Linked DNA regions of Homo sapiens: region 2 is linked to region 1. A link is a loop called in an ENCODE intact Hi-C map of the cell type or tissue named here. Cell type or tissue: IMR-90. All regions are shown on one strand. Links, peaks and the distances in the headings refer to the core of each region. The heading gives the core; the rest is flanking DNA.

Region 1 (8,332 bases), core at 168-8,167:
GCCATCAGCTCTGGGGCCTGCAGATTAAATACCTTTCTGTTTTTTTTTTTTTTCTTGAGACTGAGTCTCGCTCCATCACCCAGGCTGCAGTTCAGTGGCACGATCTCAGCTCACTGCAACCTCTGCCTCCTGGGTTCAAGTGATTCTCCTGCCTCAACCTCCTGAGTAGCTGGGATTACAGGTGCGTGCCAACACACCTGGCTAATTTTTGTTTTTTGTTTTTGTTTTTGTTTTTTGAGATGGAGTCTCGCCCTGTCACCCAGGCTGGAGTGCAATGGTGTGATCTCGGCTCACTGCAACCTCCACCTCCCAGGTTTAACAGATTCTCCTGCCCCAGCCTCCCTAGTAGCTGGGATTACAGGCACATGCCACCACACCCAGCTAATTTTTTGTATCTTTAGTTGACATGAGGTTTCACCATGTTGGCCAGGCTGGTCTCGAACTCCTGACTTCAGGTGATCTGCCGACCTCGGCCTCCCAAAGTGCTGGGATTACAGGCATGAGACACCGCGCTCGGCCAATTTTTGTATCTTTAGTAGAGAGGAGTGTTTCACCATGTTGGCCAGGCTGGTCTTGAACTCCTGACCTCAGGTGATATGCCTGCCTCAGCCTCCCAAAGTGCTGGGATTACAGGCATGAGCCACCGCACCCGGCCAGATTTAATGCCTTTTTAGTCAGGGACTCTTCAGTTCCTGGGCTGCTGTGTCTCATTGACTGAAATTACTCATGAATTATAGTTTTTAAAAAATTGTTTTCTATTTTTGCCCAGTTGTAGCATCAGGGTTGTGATAAACCTCGGTCATGATTTGGGAAGCTTCCCATCATTTTCTTTTCTCTGGAATAGTCTCTGTAATGTGGAATGATCTGTTCATTGACAATTTGGTAGAAATTGCCAGTAAAACCATCAAGGCCTGAGGTTAGGTGAGGATTGGTTACCTTTTCAGTGTCCTCATTGATGATCGACCTAACTGAGTGATTTTTCTCCATTTTGTGTCAGTTTTGGTGATTCTTACTTTTATGGAATATTTATGTAAGTGTGCTAGAAGGCCAAGCACGACTTTTCCATCTGCCCTGGAATTGGTGGCCGGGAGTTAAAACCATGGTCAAAGAGAGATTATGTACCTAACATCCTACAGAAAGCTTCAGATGGGTGAGGGTCAGACAGATACACCACAGAAAGACTCACGACAAGGTCTTGTGAAGAGGCATTCAGCTTTGGCCGGGAGACCCCAGCAACAGGCAACAAGCAACGGCTGGGAATTAAGAGGGCTTGGGAAACTGAGTGTGTAGAAAAACACACAAACTCAAGCCGTGTTTTTCCTCTGCTCTCGCACCAACACAACAACAGTCAACACAGAAGACTTCTGTGACCAAATGTGGGGGATTTCTTCCCACCAACAAACAAGCAATCCATTCTTCAGCAGGCACCAGCCAGGTGTCCTCTCAGTCACATCCAACATTGCCTTGAGATGGTGTCAGATCTCACAGGTTGAGGGCCCAGTCCCCAAAACTGCCCCTGCTTTAGACACCAGTAGAAAGCTCAGACATCTGGAGTGTCTGACCAACAGGCTTCAAGTTGAGGTTCCCATGACCCATTCTTTGGGTTCAGTTAATTTGCTAGAGCACTACTCTGGAGGCTGAGGCAGGAGAATTGCTTGAATCCAGGAGGCGGAGGTTGCAGTGAGCCGAGATCGTGCCACTGCACTTCAGCCTGGGCAACAGAGCGAGACTCCGCCTCAAAAAAAAGAAAAAAAGATCATTGAGTTCTAAGTGTGCCTAATTCACACTATGATTTTGTCTTTAACGCGTGAATGATTTAGGAGCGATAACGTGCTACCCTAGCAAGAACGGGAATCGAGCTCAAATACGGACACCACCGTGTCTAGCAGCACAGCCTACCCTGAACTCATTGGAAATCGATATCCATTTGTCCCTTAAAATATTTTAAGTAATTTTGGAGAGATGTAGGAGAATAATGCTTTTTTCTTTTTTTTTTTTTTTGAGACAGAGTTTCATTGTTGTCACCCAGGCTGGAGTGCAATGGCACGATCTCGGCTCACTGCAACCTCCCACTCCTGGGCTCAAGCGATTCTCCTGTCTCAGCCTCCCGAGTAGCTGGGATTAGAGGCAGCTGCCACCACGCCCGGCTAATCTTTGTATTTTTAGTAGAGACGGAGATTCACCATGTTGGCCAGGCTGGTCTCCAACTCCTGACCTCAAGTGATATGCCCATCTTGGCCTCCCAGAGTGCTGGGATTACAGGTGTGAGCCACCGAACCCAGCAGAGAATAATGCTTTTTAAACATTTTTTTAATTTTTAAATTTTTAATTAATTAAATTTAATTTTTTAATTTTTTAGAGACAGGATCTTATTCTGTTGCCCAGGCTGGAGTGCAGTGATGGCTCACTGCAACCTCAAACTCCCCAGCTCAAGTAATCCTCCCAGCTTTGCCTCTTTTTTTTTTTTTTTGAGATGGAGTCTCGCTCTGTTGCCCAGGCTGGAGTGCAGTGGCACAATCTCAGCTCACTGCAAGCTCCCCTTCCCGGGTTCACGCCATTCTCCTGCCTCAGCCTCCCAAGTAGCTGGGACTACAGGCGCCCACCGCCACGCCCGGCCAAATTTGTATTCTTTTTTTTTTTTTTTAGTAGAGATGGGGTTTCACTGTGTTAGCCAGGATGGTCTCGATCTCCTGACCTTGTGATCCGCCTGCCTCAGCCTCCCAAAGTGCTGGGATTACAGGCGTGAGCCACTGCACCCGGCCCCAACTTTGCCTCTTAAAATGCTTGAATTACAGGCATGAGCCACTGTACCCTGCCACGGTAATGCTTTTTAGGGGTGTATTAGTTGGGGTTCAGCCAATAAACAGAACCACTAAGATGTATATATTTTGTTTACGAATTTTAAAAAATCTGAATCTGACCTTATCCAGTTGCAGGGGCTGGTTAAGCAACCCCCATAAAATGTTGTCTTCACTGCCTGTGATGTTGGAGCTTGAAGTCTGCGGCGGGGTGGTTCAAGGGGCCATCAGAAAGGGATGAGGGATGCTAGGTGTGGGAGAGCAAGAGCCAGCTGGAACCCACAGGTCTGAGCTGTGGAGCGTACGAGGAGAGACAGAACCCATGTCATCGTTCTTGCCTCTGACTTTAATTGTGTCCTACTGGGGACCTTCCTCAAGGAGCTAAAGACACACACTTGGCTCAGGATCAGAGACACTCAGGGACCATCTAGGACTGCTCCTGGCAGCTGCAGGCCCAGGTGCTGCTTCACGCCAAGGAGATGTGAGCATGCCAGAAAAGGGCTGCTGCCTCACTTCCTCCCAGCAGACTTGCCAGGGCGGTCTCTGTGGCTAGCCCTGAAATCTGACCGCTGGGAAGGGAGGGCATCCTGACTTAGTGCACACATTACAGAGCTTCCGCAAGGGGGCAGAAGAGCTGACCCCAAACCCTGAGAATTTGATTAGGATTGCATCAAATCTGTAAACTTTTTTTTTTTTTTTTGAGATGGAGTCTTGCTCTGTCACCCAGGCTGAAGTGCAGTGGCTGGATCTCTGCTCACTGCAACCTCAGGTTTAAGCAATTCTACTGCTTCAGCCTCCTGAGTAGCTAGGATTACAGGTGCACGCTACCACGCCTGGCTAATTTTTTGTATTTTTAGTAGAGACCGGGTTTCACCATGTTGGCCAGGTTGGTCTCAAACTCTTGATCTCAAGTGATCTGTCCACCTCAGCCTCCCAAAGTGCTGAGATTACAGGCATGCACAACCGCACCTGGCCGATTTAACCTCTTAATATTAAGTCTTTCAATCCCAAAACATGGTATATCTCACCATTGATTTAGGTGTTTTTAAAAACTTTCTCTTAGTTCTTAGTAGAGTTTTGTAGTTTTCTGTGTATGGGTCTTATACAACTTTTGCAAGATGATTTTTTTTCTTTTTCTTTTTTTTTTTTTTTTTTGAGATACAGTCTTGCCCTGTCACACAGGCTGGAGTGCAGTGGCTCAATCACAGCTCACTGCAATCTTGACCTCCCCAGGTTCAGGTGATCCTCTTGTCTCAGCCTCCCAAGTAGTTGGGACTGCAGGTGCACGCCTCCACATCCAGATAATTTTTGTATTTTTTGTAGAGACAGGGTTTTACTATGTTGCCCAGGCTGGTCTTCAACTCTTAGGCTTAAGCGATCCACCTACCTCAGCCTCCCAAAGTGCTGGGATTACATATGTGAGCCACTGCACCTTGCCTGCAAGATGATTTTTTTTTTTTTTTTGAGATGGAATCTCACTGTCGCCCAGGCTGGAGTGCAGTGGCGCAATCTCAGCTCACTGCAACCTCCACCTCCCGGGTTCAAGCAACTCTCCTGCCTCAGCCTCCCAAGTAGCTGGGACTACAGGCACACCCCACCACGCCTGGCTAATTTCCATATTTTTAGTAGAGACAGGGTTCCACTATATTGGTCTGGCTGGTCTCAAACTCCTGACCTTAGGTGATCCACCCGCCTCGCCCTCCCAAAGTGCGGGATTACAGGCATCAGCCACTGTGCCCGACCATCAAGATGATTTTTAACACTCTGTTTTCAGGGACAGATTTCTGGTGATAGATAACAAACCAATATTCTAAATGGCTCACTATGGGCCAGGTGCTCTTTATAATATATGTAGCTATAATATGAATATGAACAAACTCGTTTAAGCCTCACAACCCACAATGAAGAAGTTGTATTATCATCTCCATTTCATATGACAGACTGAAGCACAGAGGTGCTAAGTAACTTGCTAAATGCCACAATCCAGTAAGTGGCAGAAGCAGGATGAAACCCAGGCAGCCGGCTGCAGAGTTGCCACTCACACTGCTCCCCTTGTGCTGCTTGGTAACAGTGACAAGCGTTCCTACCAGTATCCAATAGCACATAAAATCAGGACTGATGCTCTGTCAATATCAGACTTGACTCTTTTCTTTTTTTTTTTTTGAGACGGAGCCTCGCCCTGTTGCCCAGGCTGGAGTGCAGTGGCACGATCTCGGCTCACTGCAACCTCCGCCCCCCAGGATCAAGCAATTCTCATGCCTCAGCCACCCGAGTAGCTGGGATTACAGGCGCACGCCACCGCGTCTGGCTAATTTTTGTATTTTTAGTAGAGACGGGGTTTCACCACGTTGGCCAGGCTGCTCTCTGCTCTCTGCTAACTCCTGACCTCAGGTGATCTGCCCACCTCGGCCTCCCAAAGTGCTGGGGTTACAGGCATGAGCCACCATGCCCGGCCAGACTTTACTCTTACGTTCAGATTCATTGAACTCGTTCTATAAAAGCAAGATCTCCCCCCTCAGTTGCTGCAGGGGAGAGGGGACATCTTCATCTTTATCTTATAGTATTTCGTATATACAAAGATGTGCACAATTTTTAGAATGAGGCTATGGAACTTTGTTCATTAGCAGGAAAGCCCAATAGCAGGCTAGTAGAGCTACGTGTTACGGGATGAAAGGGAGTAAGAGTGGATAGAAATTTCCTTAAAAACACTTTGTGGCCGGGCGCGGTGGCTCATGCCTGTAATCCCAGCACTTTGGGAGGCCGAGGCGGGTGGATCACGAGATCAGGAGATCGAGATCATCCTGGCTAACACAGTGAAACCCCGTCTCTACTAAAAATACAAAAAATTAGCCAGGTGTGGTGGCGGGCGCCTGTAGTCTCAGCTACTTGGGAGGCTGAGGCAGGAGAATGGTGTGAACCAAGGAGGCGGAGCTTGCAGTAAGCCGAGATCGTGCCACTACACTCCAGCCTGGGCGACACAGCAAGACTTTGTCTTGGGAAAAAAAAAAAAAAAAAAAAAAAAAACAGTTTAAAACAGACCAGGCGTGGTGGCTCATGCCTGTAATCCCAACACTTGGGGAGGCCAAGGCAGGCAGATCATGAGGTTGGGAGTTCGACAGCAGCCTGGCCAACATGGTGAAACCCCACCTCTACTAAAAATACAAAAATTAGCCAGGCGTAGTGGTGGTTGCCTGTAGTCCCAGCTACTCGGGAGGCTGAGGCAGGGGAATTGCTTGAACCTGGGAGGTGGAGCTTACAGTGAGCCGAGATCACGCCACTGCACTCGACCCTGGGTGACAGAGCAAGGCTCCATCTCAAAAAAAAAAAAGAAAAAGAAAGAAAAGAAAAAAAAAAAGAAAAAGAAAACCACCACTAACAAACAAACAAACAAAACAGTTTAAAACAACAAAGACATCAGTTTAATCTCCCCCTAGTAACCATTGAAATACTATACAGTAGCCCATTCTCATACCAGATTGGAAAAGATCAAAGAGACTGAGTAGATAAATGAACAATGTTCTGCAGAGAGAACATGGTCCTGGTGAAGCCGGGTCCCAGCGGCCCCCGGCCCCCTCGCTCCCCTCGTGTCTTCCTCCACTCTGCCACAGTCATCACACCCAAAGCCAAATGCCCATCAACAACAGAACTGGCAAAGTGAGTGCCGGGTATTCACGGGTGGGATAGTGGACAGCAATAGGAATTGACCTGCAACCGTGATAAACAGAATGGGTGAACCTTGCAAACATAGGGTTGAGTGACAAGAGCCACACACAGAAGATTGTGTACTATGTGCTGGTGTTTAGAGCAAGTGCAGAAAAAGCTAAACTAACGTATTGCATTAGAAATCTGGAAAGTGGCTATCATGGAGGAAATGGAGAGAGGATGGGGCCCGCCAAGGTACAGAGGGAGAGAAGAGCCCTGGGGACAGCTGTGACCCAGGACAGGCTGGTGGCGTCCATCCGTCTCCAGGCAGGACCAGGTCTCATAGGGCTTTCCCTGGTGGTCTGAACAGTCTTCCCAGCAGGGCTAAACACTGCGGTGAGGGGGAGATAGTCAGCTTCCGTCACAGGGGCTGAGGCCATGGTGTGTGGGGCAGGTGGGGAGCCCTCCCCAGCACCTCTCGGCCTTGGCCCTGGCATCCTTTCCATGTGGACGTCCTGAGTCTTCCACGTCCTGAGTCTTGTCCTTGGTGTCACCTACAGTCCTAGCCAAGGACTCTCCCCACCGGCTCCCAACCACCCTTCAGCCCAAAGCCTCCCCCTGACATCCCACATGACAGCTGACCAGCCCGGTGCAGGGTCCTCATTTCCTGCAATTTCTGGCTGTTGGCAGTGGAGGGGTCAGGCTTCAAGCCTTCTCGTTGACGTTGACATGCTCAGCCAGGAAGCTGTTCACTGTCTGGGCACATTAAGGACAAGGGCTCCAGGAGATGCTCCAGGTGACCTGGTAGCACCAGTGCATGGCCAGTGGCTTTAGAATGTTCATGGAGAAGGAGAAACAAGTTTCCAGACAGTCAGATTCCTCAAGGCAGAAGAGGAGGGAAGGGGAGGGGTGGTGGTTTGGGTGACTGTGCAAGCCAGATGGGGGGTCCTCAAGCTCAGCCATTCCAGTGTGCTGCTCTCTCCTGAGAGGGAGGGAGGGAGGGAGGGAGGGAGGGAGGGAAGGAGGCAGGGAGGGAGGGAAGAAGGGAGGAAGAAAGGAAGGGAGGGAGGGAGGGAAGGAGGGAAGGAAGGGTCAAGGAAGGGAGGGAGGTGTTGTGGGAAGTCAGGGACCCCAAATGGAGGGACCAGCTGAAGCCATGACAGAAGAACGTGGATTGTGAAGATTTTATGGACATTTATTAGTTCCCCAAATTAATACTTTTGTAATTTCTTATGCCTGTCTTTACTGCAATCTCTAAACATAAATTGTAAAGATTTCATGGACACTTATCACTTCCCCAATCAATACCCTTGTGATTTCCTATGCCTGTCTTTACTTTAATCTCTTAATCCTGTCAGCCGAGGAGGATGTATTTCGCCTCAGGACCCTGTAATAATTGCATTAACTGCACAAATTGTACAGCATGTGTGTTTGAGCAATATGAAATGTGGGCACCCTGAAAAAAGAACAGGATAACAGCAATTGTTCAGGGAATAAGAGAGATAACCTTAAACTCTGACCACCGGTGAGCCGGGCAGAACAGAGCCATATTTCTCTTCTTTCAAAAGCAAATGGGAGAAATATCGCTGAATTCTTTTTCTCAGCAAGGAACATCCCTGAGAAAGAGAATGCGCACCTAGGGGTAGGTCTCTGAACTGGCCCCCCCAGGGCGTACCTGTCTCTTATGGTCGAGATTACAGAGGTGAGATAGACTCCAGTCTCCCATAGCGCTCCCAGGCTTATTAGGAAGAGGAAATTCCCGCCTACTAAATTTTGGTCAGACGGGTTGCTCTTAAAACCCTGTCTCCTGATAAGATGTTATCAATGACAATGGTGCCCGAAACTTCATTAGCAATTTTAATTTTGCCTCAGTCCTGAGGTCCTGTGATCTC
Region 2 (8,332 bases), core at 198-8,197, 75 kb after region 1:
TATATATATATATATATTTTTTTTTTTTTTTTTGAGATGGAGTCTCGCACTGTCGCCCAGCCTGGAGTGCAGTGGTGCAATCTTGGCTCACTGCAAGCTCTGCCTCCCAGGTTCATGCCATTCTCCTGCATCAGCCTCCCAAGTAGCTGGGACTACAGGCACCCGCCACCACACCCGGCTACTTTTTTTGTATTTTTAGTAGAAACGAGGTTTCACCATGTTAGCCAGGATGGTCTCGATCTCCTGACCTTGTGATCCGCCCGCCTCGGCCTCCCAAAGTGCTGGGATTACAGGCATGAGCCGCCGCACCTGGCCTAACATACAAATTTTGAGAGGATCCAAACATTCATACCACAAAGCATTTGTCTACATAGAAAATCTTAAAGAATTGTCAAAAAGAAACTTCTGGAACTAATAAGCAATTATATAAAGGTTGCCAGATACAAGGTTAATATACAAAAGTCAATAGCTTTCCTTTATACCAGCAATGAGCAGGTGAATTTGAAATTAAGAACACAATACCATTTACATTAGCACTCAAAAAAAAGAAATACTTTGATATAAATATAGCAAAATATGTACAAGATAGATATAATGAAAACCATAAAACTGATGAAAGAAATAAAAAACTAAATAAATGAAAAGATATGGCTGGTCACGGTGGCTCATGCCTGTAATCCCAACACGCTGGGAGGCCGAGGTGGGTGGATCACAAGGTCAGGAGTTTGAGACCAGCCAGACCAACATGGTAAAACCCCGTCTCCACTAAAAATATAAAAATTAACCAGGTGTGGTGGCGTGTGCCTGTAATCCCAGCTACTCAGGAGGCTGAGGCAGGAGAATCACCTGAACCCAAGAGGTGGAGGTTGCAGTGAGCCGAGATGGTACCATTGCACTCCAGCCTGGGCAATAGAGTGAGACTGTCTCAAAAAAAAAAAAAAGAAAAGAAAAGATATTCCATGTTTATGGATAGGAAAGCTTGATATTGCCAAGATGTCTATTCTTTCCAATTTCATCTATGGATTCCATGCAATCTAAATCAAAATGTCAGCAAGTTATTTTGTGGATATCAAGAAACATTCTGAACTTTATATGGAGAGGCCAAAGACCCAGAATAGCAACATAACACTGAAGGAGAAGAACAAAGTTGGAGGCCTGAAGTTAGCTGACTTAAAACGTATTTAAAAGCTATAGTAATCAAGACCATGTGGTATTGGTGAAATAGACAAATAGATAATGGAACAGAATAGAGAGCCCTGAAATAGACCCACATAAACAGTCAACTGATCTTTGACAAAAAAGCAAAGGGAATACAATGTTATGGTTTGCTTGGTCTCCTGCCAAGTCTCATGTTGAAAGCCAAGTCTCGTGTTGAAGTTTGATCCCTGATGTTGGAGTTGGGGCCTAGTGCGAGGTGTTTGGGTCATGGGAGTAGATCCCTCCTCAAAAACCTGCTGCTGTTCTTGAGGTAGTGAATGAGTTCTTGTTCTATTCATTCCTCGAGAGCTGATTGTTTAAAAAAGCTTGACACCTTCCTCCTCTCTCTCTCTTCCTTCCCCTCTTGCCATGTGATACCTGCTCCCCTTTGCCTTCTACCCTGAGTGGAAGCAGCCTGAGGCCCTCCCCAGATGCAGATGCTGGCACCATGCTTACTGTATAGCCTGCAGACTGCAGAACCATGAGCCAAATAAACTTCTTTTCTTTATAAATTACCCTGCCTCGAGAATTCTTTTATAGCAATACAAATAGACTAAGACACAAAGATCCTCTTTTTTTTTTTTTTTTGAGACAGGGTCTCACTCTGTCGCCCAGGCTGGAGTGCAGTGGCACGATCTCGGCTCACTGCAAACTCCACCTCCCAGGTTCAAGCAATTCTCCCGCCTTAACCTCTCCAGTAGCTGGAATTACAGGCACCCACCACCGCGCCTGGATAATTTTTGTATTTTTAGTAGAGACAGGGTTTCACCATGTTGGCCAGGCTGGTCTTGAACTCCTGACCTCGGGTGATCTGCCCACCTCGGCCTCCCAAAGTGCTGGGATTACAGGTGTAAGCCACCATACCTGGCCCAATAAATGGTGATGGAACAACTGGACATCCATATGGAAAAGAAAAAGTGATTCTAGATACAGACCTTACACCATTTATAAAAACTAACTCAAAAAGGATCATAGATCTAATTGTAAAATGCAAAAGTATAAAACTCCTCAAAGATAACATAGGAAGAAACCTAAATGAGTTTGGTTATGACAATGACTTTGTAAATACAATAACCAAAGGCCTGACCCACGAAAGGAATAATTGATGAGCTGGACTTGATTAAAATTAAAAACTGCTGCTCTGCATGTGTGGGGCAGGGAACATATGGGAAATCTCTGCATCTTCAAATTTTTCTGTGAACCTAAAACTGCTTTTGAAAAAAAGTCTTTAATTAAAAAAAAAACTTTTAAAGAAAAAAATGAGACAAATGAGTTGACAAATTCCTGAGAAAGCAAAGTAAATCGTTTGTCAAAATAATTATTGGACAATACAAAACTAGCCCAAATCTAAAATTTATAAATTAAAATTATAATTATATAAAACAAGTTTTGGAATGGATGTAAAATTTCTTTGGGTCCAAGAATGATCTTTTTCACCAATTCCCACTATTCAGATGTTGTTGAACACATCAGCACTGTGAAAGAAAAAACAAGTTATGGGGGAAAATATCTCAGAGTAAGTGGATCTGATTTTTTTTTTTTTTTTTTTTTGAGACGGAGTCTCACTCTGTTGCCAGGTCTCCAACTCCCCGGTTCAAGCAATTCTCCTGCCTCAGCCTCCTGAGTAGTTGGGATTACAGGCATGTGCCACCATGCCCAGCTAATTTTTGTATTTTTAGTAGAGACGGGATTTCACCATGTTGGCTAGGATGGTCTCGATCTTCTGACCTCATGATCTGCCTGCCTGAGCCTCCCAAAGTGCTGGGATTACAGGCATAAGCCACCACGCCTGGCCAGATCTGACTTTTAAGGCTACAAATAAACCACAGACTGATGTCAAATAGACAGAAACATTTGAATGCTGTGAAAAGACAAATGACACCCACAAAATACAAGGAAGAGAGGCACAGTTAAGATGTATAAAAAAGAAGGTGGTGGCTGGGTGCGGTGGCTCATGCCTGTAATCCCAGCACTTTGGAAGGCCAAGGTGGATGGATCACCTGAGGTCAAGAGTTCAAGACCAGCCTGGCCAACATGCCGAAACCCCGTCTCTACAAAAATACAAAAATTAGCCAGGCATGATGGCAGGTGCCTGTAATCCAAGCTACTTGGGAGGCTGAGGCAGGAGAACTGCTTGTACCCGGGAGACGGAGGTTGCAGTGAGCCGAGATCATGCCATTGCTCTCCAGACTCAGCGACAGAGCAAGACTCTGTCTCAAAAAAAAAAAAAAAAAAAAAAAAAAAAGGTGGCTTTTGGCTTATTAAAATATTGTACTTTTTTTTACTTTTTTTTTTGAGATGGAGTTTAGCTCTTGTTGCCCAGGCTGGAGTGCAGTGGCACGATCTCAGCTCACTGCAACCTCTCCCTCCTGGGTTCAAGCAATTCTCCTGCCTCAGCCTCCCAAGTAGCTGGAATTACAGGTGCCACGACCACACCTGGCTAATCGTTTGTATTTTCAGTAGCGACAGGGTTTCCTCATGTTGGCCAGGCTGGTCTCGAACTCCTGACCTCAGGTGATCCACCCATCTCGGCCTCCCAATGGGCTGGGATTACAGGCATGAGCCACTTCAGCCAGCCTTGTATACTTTTTTATTTTATTTTATTTTGAGACAGAATCTCACTCTGTCACACAGGCTGGAGTGCAGTGGTATGATCTCGGCTCACTGCAACCTCTGCCTCCCAGGTTCAAGCAATTCTTCTACCTCAGCCCCTTGAGTAGCTGGAATTACAGGCGCGGGCCACTACACCTGGCTAATTTTTGTGTTTTTAGTAGAGACAGGGTTTCACCATGTTGGTCAAACAGGTCTCGAACTCCTGACCTCGTGATCTGCCCGCCTCGGCCTCCCAAAGTGCTGGGATTACAGGTGTGAGCCACTGCGCCTGGCCTCTTATTCACTTTTTTAAAAGAGGATTTCAAAGCATCTGGAAAACATGCCTGCTGTTGGAAACCCTGCACGGCAAATTCAGTTTGCAAGCGTCATTCAGATGTTGGTTGACGACAATACACCCGCCTCTCGGGCTGAGCGGTTGCGCCGTGTTGGGTCCTTTTTCTGTCACTCGGTGACACTCCAAGTTCTGTGCAGTCCTTGGTACAAACAAGGCATGGTTTGGAGGGAAGGGACGATGGTGTTTGCATTGCTTGGGGAACAACCCAGCTAGCATTTTCCACATACTCTGCATATACTATCCAGTTTATGACACTGGAGAATCTTGCGTCTTCTGCTGGGAATCATTGGCTCTTCCTCCCCCATATTCACAGAATCTTGCCAGTCTTCGAACAGGTGGGGGTCAGTGACTGTGAGAACAGGCACCCCAGTCCCGGCTTTGAGTCTCCGTTCTGCTCCAATCTGCCCAGGCGTCTCCTTTCACTACCAGCTGCTAAGTAATCTCCTCTCCGACAGCTCGGCCAGGGCGACTCACAGCGCCCCCTGCCCTGCAGCCAGTGATCTATCCCGCTGCTCATTCCCCGGGGATCTGCCACCTCCAGCGCCGGTGCTGCCATCTGCTCTGGCCGCAGCCCGCCAGGGGACGCAGGGCCCAGGACGGGCAATGGGGGGGTGCCGCCCTCCCCAGCCCCCTCTGCGGCAACCCCCCCCCCCGCCCCCGGCAGCCTGAATCCCACCCACCCCGGGCCGCGACACTCCCACCACCGCCCGGGTGGCACCAGGCTCGCGCCACGAGCCGGGGTTGTGAGGACTCAGCGACTCTAGCAGCGCCGCGCACTGGGAATCTTTGAACAGTGCGTTGATCTTTGTGTTTTAATTACCACTGTCGCCCTTAGACCCAACACTCTAGTTTCTATTTATTTATTTATTTTTGAGACAGAGTCTCACTCTGTCGCCCACAGTGGAGTGCAGTGGTGTGATCACGGCTCACTGCAACGTCTGCCTCCTGGGTTCAAGCGATTCTCCTGACTCAGCCTCCTGAGTAGCTGGGATTACAGGCACCTGCCACCACGCCCGGCTCATTTTTGTATTTTTAGTAGAGACAGAGTTTCGCCATGTTGGCCAGACTGATCTTGAACTCCTGACCTCGGGTGATCCGCCCGTCTCAGCCTCCCAAAGTGCTGGGATTACAGGTGTGAGCCACCACGCCCGGCCTCGTTTTTAAAAATGAGTGTTTTTAAACACTCCTATTGGGAGGCTGGGCGCAGTGGCTCACACCTGTAATCCCAGCGCTTTGGAAGGCCGAGGCAGGTAGATCGCCTGAGGTCAGGAGTTCGAGACCAGCCTGGCCAACATGGCGAAACGCCGTCTCTACTAAAAATACAAAAATTAGCCAGGTGTGGTGGTACACATCTGTAATCCCAGCTACTTGGGAGGCTGAGGCAGGAGAATCACTTGAATCTGGGAGGCAGAGGTTGCAGTGAGCTGAGTTCACACCACTGCACTCCAGCCTGGGTGACCAGAGCGAAAACCTGTTTCAAAAAAAAAAAAAAAGAATTATTATATTGGGAGTATTTTGTTGTTTTTGTTGTTGTTAATTGAAAATCCATACCAATACTGAGAAAATCTCTCATTTTTTGTGTGTTACTGGCAAAGAGAAAATGGAAGAATGGCAACTAGAAGAACAAAACTTGGACACAGATGAGTGTCTATAAACGAGGGCCCTGGGCTTGGGGCTGAGGCTGGGTGCCAGTCAGTGTCAGCTCTCAGGAAGGGAACTGGGCAAAGGGATTTCTGTCCTTTTTGGATTTGTGTACCCACTTGTTTTGGACAGAAGAGGCTGGGTTATGCTACAGGAACAAACCTCCATGATCTCAGTGGCCTAAGTTCATGAAGCCTTTTTCTTGCTTAAGTTAAATATCCATGAAGTGGAGAGGGGCAGTCTATACCCAGTCCTCACTAAGGGACACAGGCTGACACAGACCCCTGTCTGGAACATTGACCACAGGGTCAAGGCAGTGATGACGCACGTTGTTCCCTGGCCGTTAAAGCTTGTACCTGGCAGGGATGTGTCACTTTCACTCCCATTTCATTGGCCAAAGCAAATCACGTGTTCACACCTAACCTCAATGATGCGGGAAAGCCTGACTCCACCATGGGCCCAAAAAGGGAGAAAGGGATGTTTCAGTGTAGCGACAGGATGATGACCAGCACATCATCCTGTCACTGCACTTGGTCAACTTCTTTGTGAAGGTCTGAACCAATAAGTAAGCCAAGGAAAAGGGAAGAGATGTGATCATTGGAAAGAAGCCACATTTGTCATCATTTCTAGGTTATTTTTCTATCCCCTGTCCACTTAAGAGGGCCATGCCTGGCAGAAGTTTGCATCAGTGCCCAGCCCACAGAGGCATGAGTAGGCCTGGGCACGGAGTACACAGTTACCCAGTATGCTCCTTACCTACCTGGCACCTCTTGGCTGACAGAAAAGCAAAAAGCTTCAATAGGTGAGAACCAGGGGAAAGAGACTTAAAACAAAGTATTAATAAATCATATTCACATAGGGCTTCTCGCTTGCAAGTTATAGTTTATGTCTGTTATTTTTTAATTTTCATGGTTATTGTAGTAGATATGTCACACTGTATCTCCAATTCACCAAAATGGATCAATGACTAAAAAGAGGTTCTATAAAATGCAAAGTAATGATGAAAATGGCAGCATAAATCCTCAGAAGGGCACTGTAAACATAATGAGTAAATGGTTCTGCAATATAACTATGGAAATACAAAACTATATATTCAAGGACAAACAAGTTCTTGAGTGGTGATTTTACACATGCAACCATAAATGAAAATTGTGAGTCTAAGTTCAGTGAGGAATACTTGAACATTTCATTTATTGGACAAGCAATCCATTTGCCCCTAGTCCTCGATATATTACTGTTAAAATGAAAATGCTGATATATAGTAGTCTGGAGCCATAAAAAGTGTTTCTCATTATCTTTAGAAAAAGCAACCAATTCCATTTTTCCAGAATAAGCACAAAATAACTTTCTAATGTAAAATTGATTATTCTTCTTATTAAAGGTGCGGAGGAGACTAAAGCTACAGAAACATCATTCTAAATTGCTGTCCTCTTAGCAAATGCACCTAGATATCAGTCGTAAAATTGCCAAGAAGACCGTAAATCAGCTCACAGATCATAATGAAGACTGTGCTTGGAGAGAGATCCAAAGGATATTGACAAAGCTCCTCTATCAGATAACAGAGCACACAAAGCAGAAATGCAATTACTAGTGCACACACATGTTAGCCAATACTTTGCTTTTGAGCAAACCAAACTCCTCATGTGCAAGGCATAAAACAGCCCTTGGTGCATGTGGGGTTCAAATATGAGGGAAAAATGCTGCCTGGCTTGTCGCTTTGTTTTTCGTGCCAAAGTATGATAAGAGGCTTTTCATTTACAGATTATTTACTTTGTGAGTCATGTGCTAGAAATGGCACTTCAGGACCCGTGCCAGAGTTGAAGCCGCTGTGGCTGAGCAGCGAAGAGCTTTGCTCTGTGAATAAAAGAGGTTGTTCCTCATGCTGCTTTATTCACAGAGAAGAGTTAATGGTCAACAAAATGCTTCTGGACCCTGATTCAGGGTTAAAGGAAGTAATAAAAAGAATACAAACTTCGTCTAATTCTGGATGAGCTCAATATTGGCACAGCTTTTCAGCCTGCTGTGAGGAAACACAGGTAGTATGCAGGTCAGTACACTTCCAGTCGGGGATGACAGAAATTCAATTTCAAGTGGATTAAACAATAAATGGAACCAATTAAAGCATTTGTGATGTCAGGGCTCTGGCTCTGGCTCGCTGCAGGTGCCTTGGCTCTGTTCTCTTCCTTGCGTTGCCTTCTTTTCAGACCAGCGTCTCCTGTGGTAGAAAAATTGTTACAGCAGCGCCAAGCCCACAGTACGCCCCACCTATCTGGACCAACAGAGAGTCTCTGTCTCCCACAATTCCCAGGAAGGTCCTGAGGTTAGCATGGATTAGACTGGCTCAGGGCACGTGTCCACTCCTGAGCCAATCACGGTGTGGCTGGGGGTGGAACCCACTTACTGCTCCACCCCTGCCCTGATGGCAGCAAACAGCAAAGCAGCAGCAAAAAGGAGAGAAGGGAGTGAGGGAAGAAAGGAGGAGGGAGCAGAGGAAGGGAAGGAGAGAAAGGAGGGAGGGAAGAAAGGAGGAGGGAGCAGAGGAAGGGA

What was found. Peaks named below come from ENCODE experiments on the same cell type or tissue, not always from the same donor. Only the 100,000 strongest peaks of a DNase experiment are listed, where the experiment ranks them.
Region 2: it touches region 1 in a loop (11-fold over the local background); 19 of 110 quality-filtered maps call a loop at or near these places.

Annotation. Positions count from the first base shown.
Region 1 is chr22:38,998,363-39,006,694 of GRCh38, reverse strand. No RefSeq gene overlaps it. Among named protein-coding and RNA genes, the nearest start is that of APOBEC3B-AS1, 4.3 kb to the right of the region's middle. RefSeq lists an enhancer at 7,970-8,332. In IMR-90, for the core only: a CTCF peak has its summit at 3,415 (motif pointing right); a DNase peak (open chromatin) is centred at 3,384; H3K27ac peaks cover 300 bases; H3K27me3 peaks cover 824 bases.
Region 2 is chr22:38,923,785-38,932,116 of GRCh38, reverse strand. LOC105373032 (a long non-coding RNA gene) reads right to left here. Exons shown (of 3, transcript XR_938256.2): 3 at 5,658-8,000. Among named protein-coding and RNA genes, the nearest start is that of APOBEC3A, 30 kb to the left of the region's middle. In IMR-90, for the core only: CTCF peaks have their summits at 4,616 and 8,032; DNase peaks (open chromatin) are centred at 7,536 and 8,106; H3K4me3 peaks cover 458 bases; H3K27ac peaks cover 465 bases.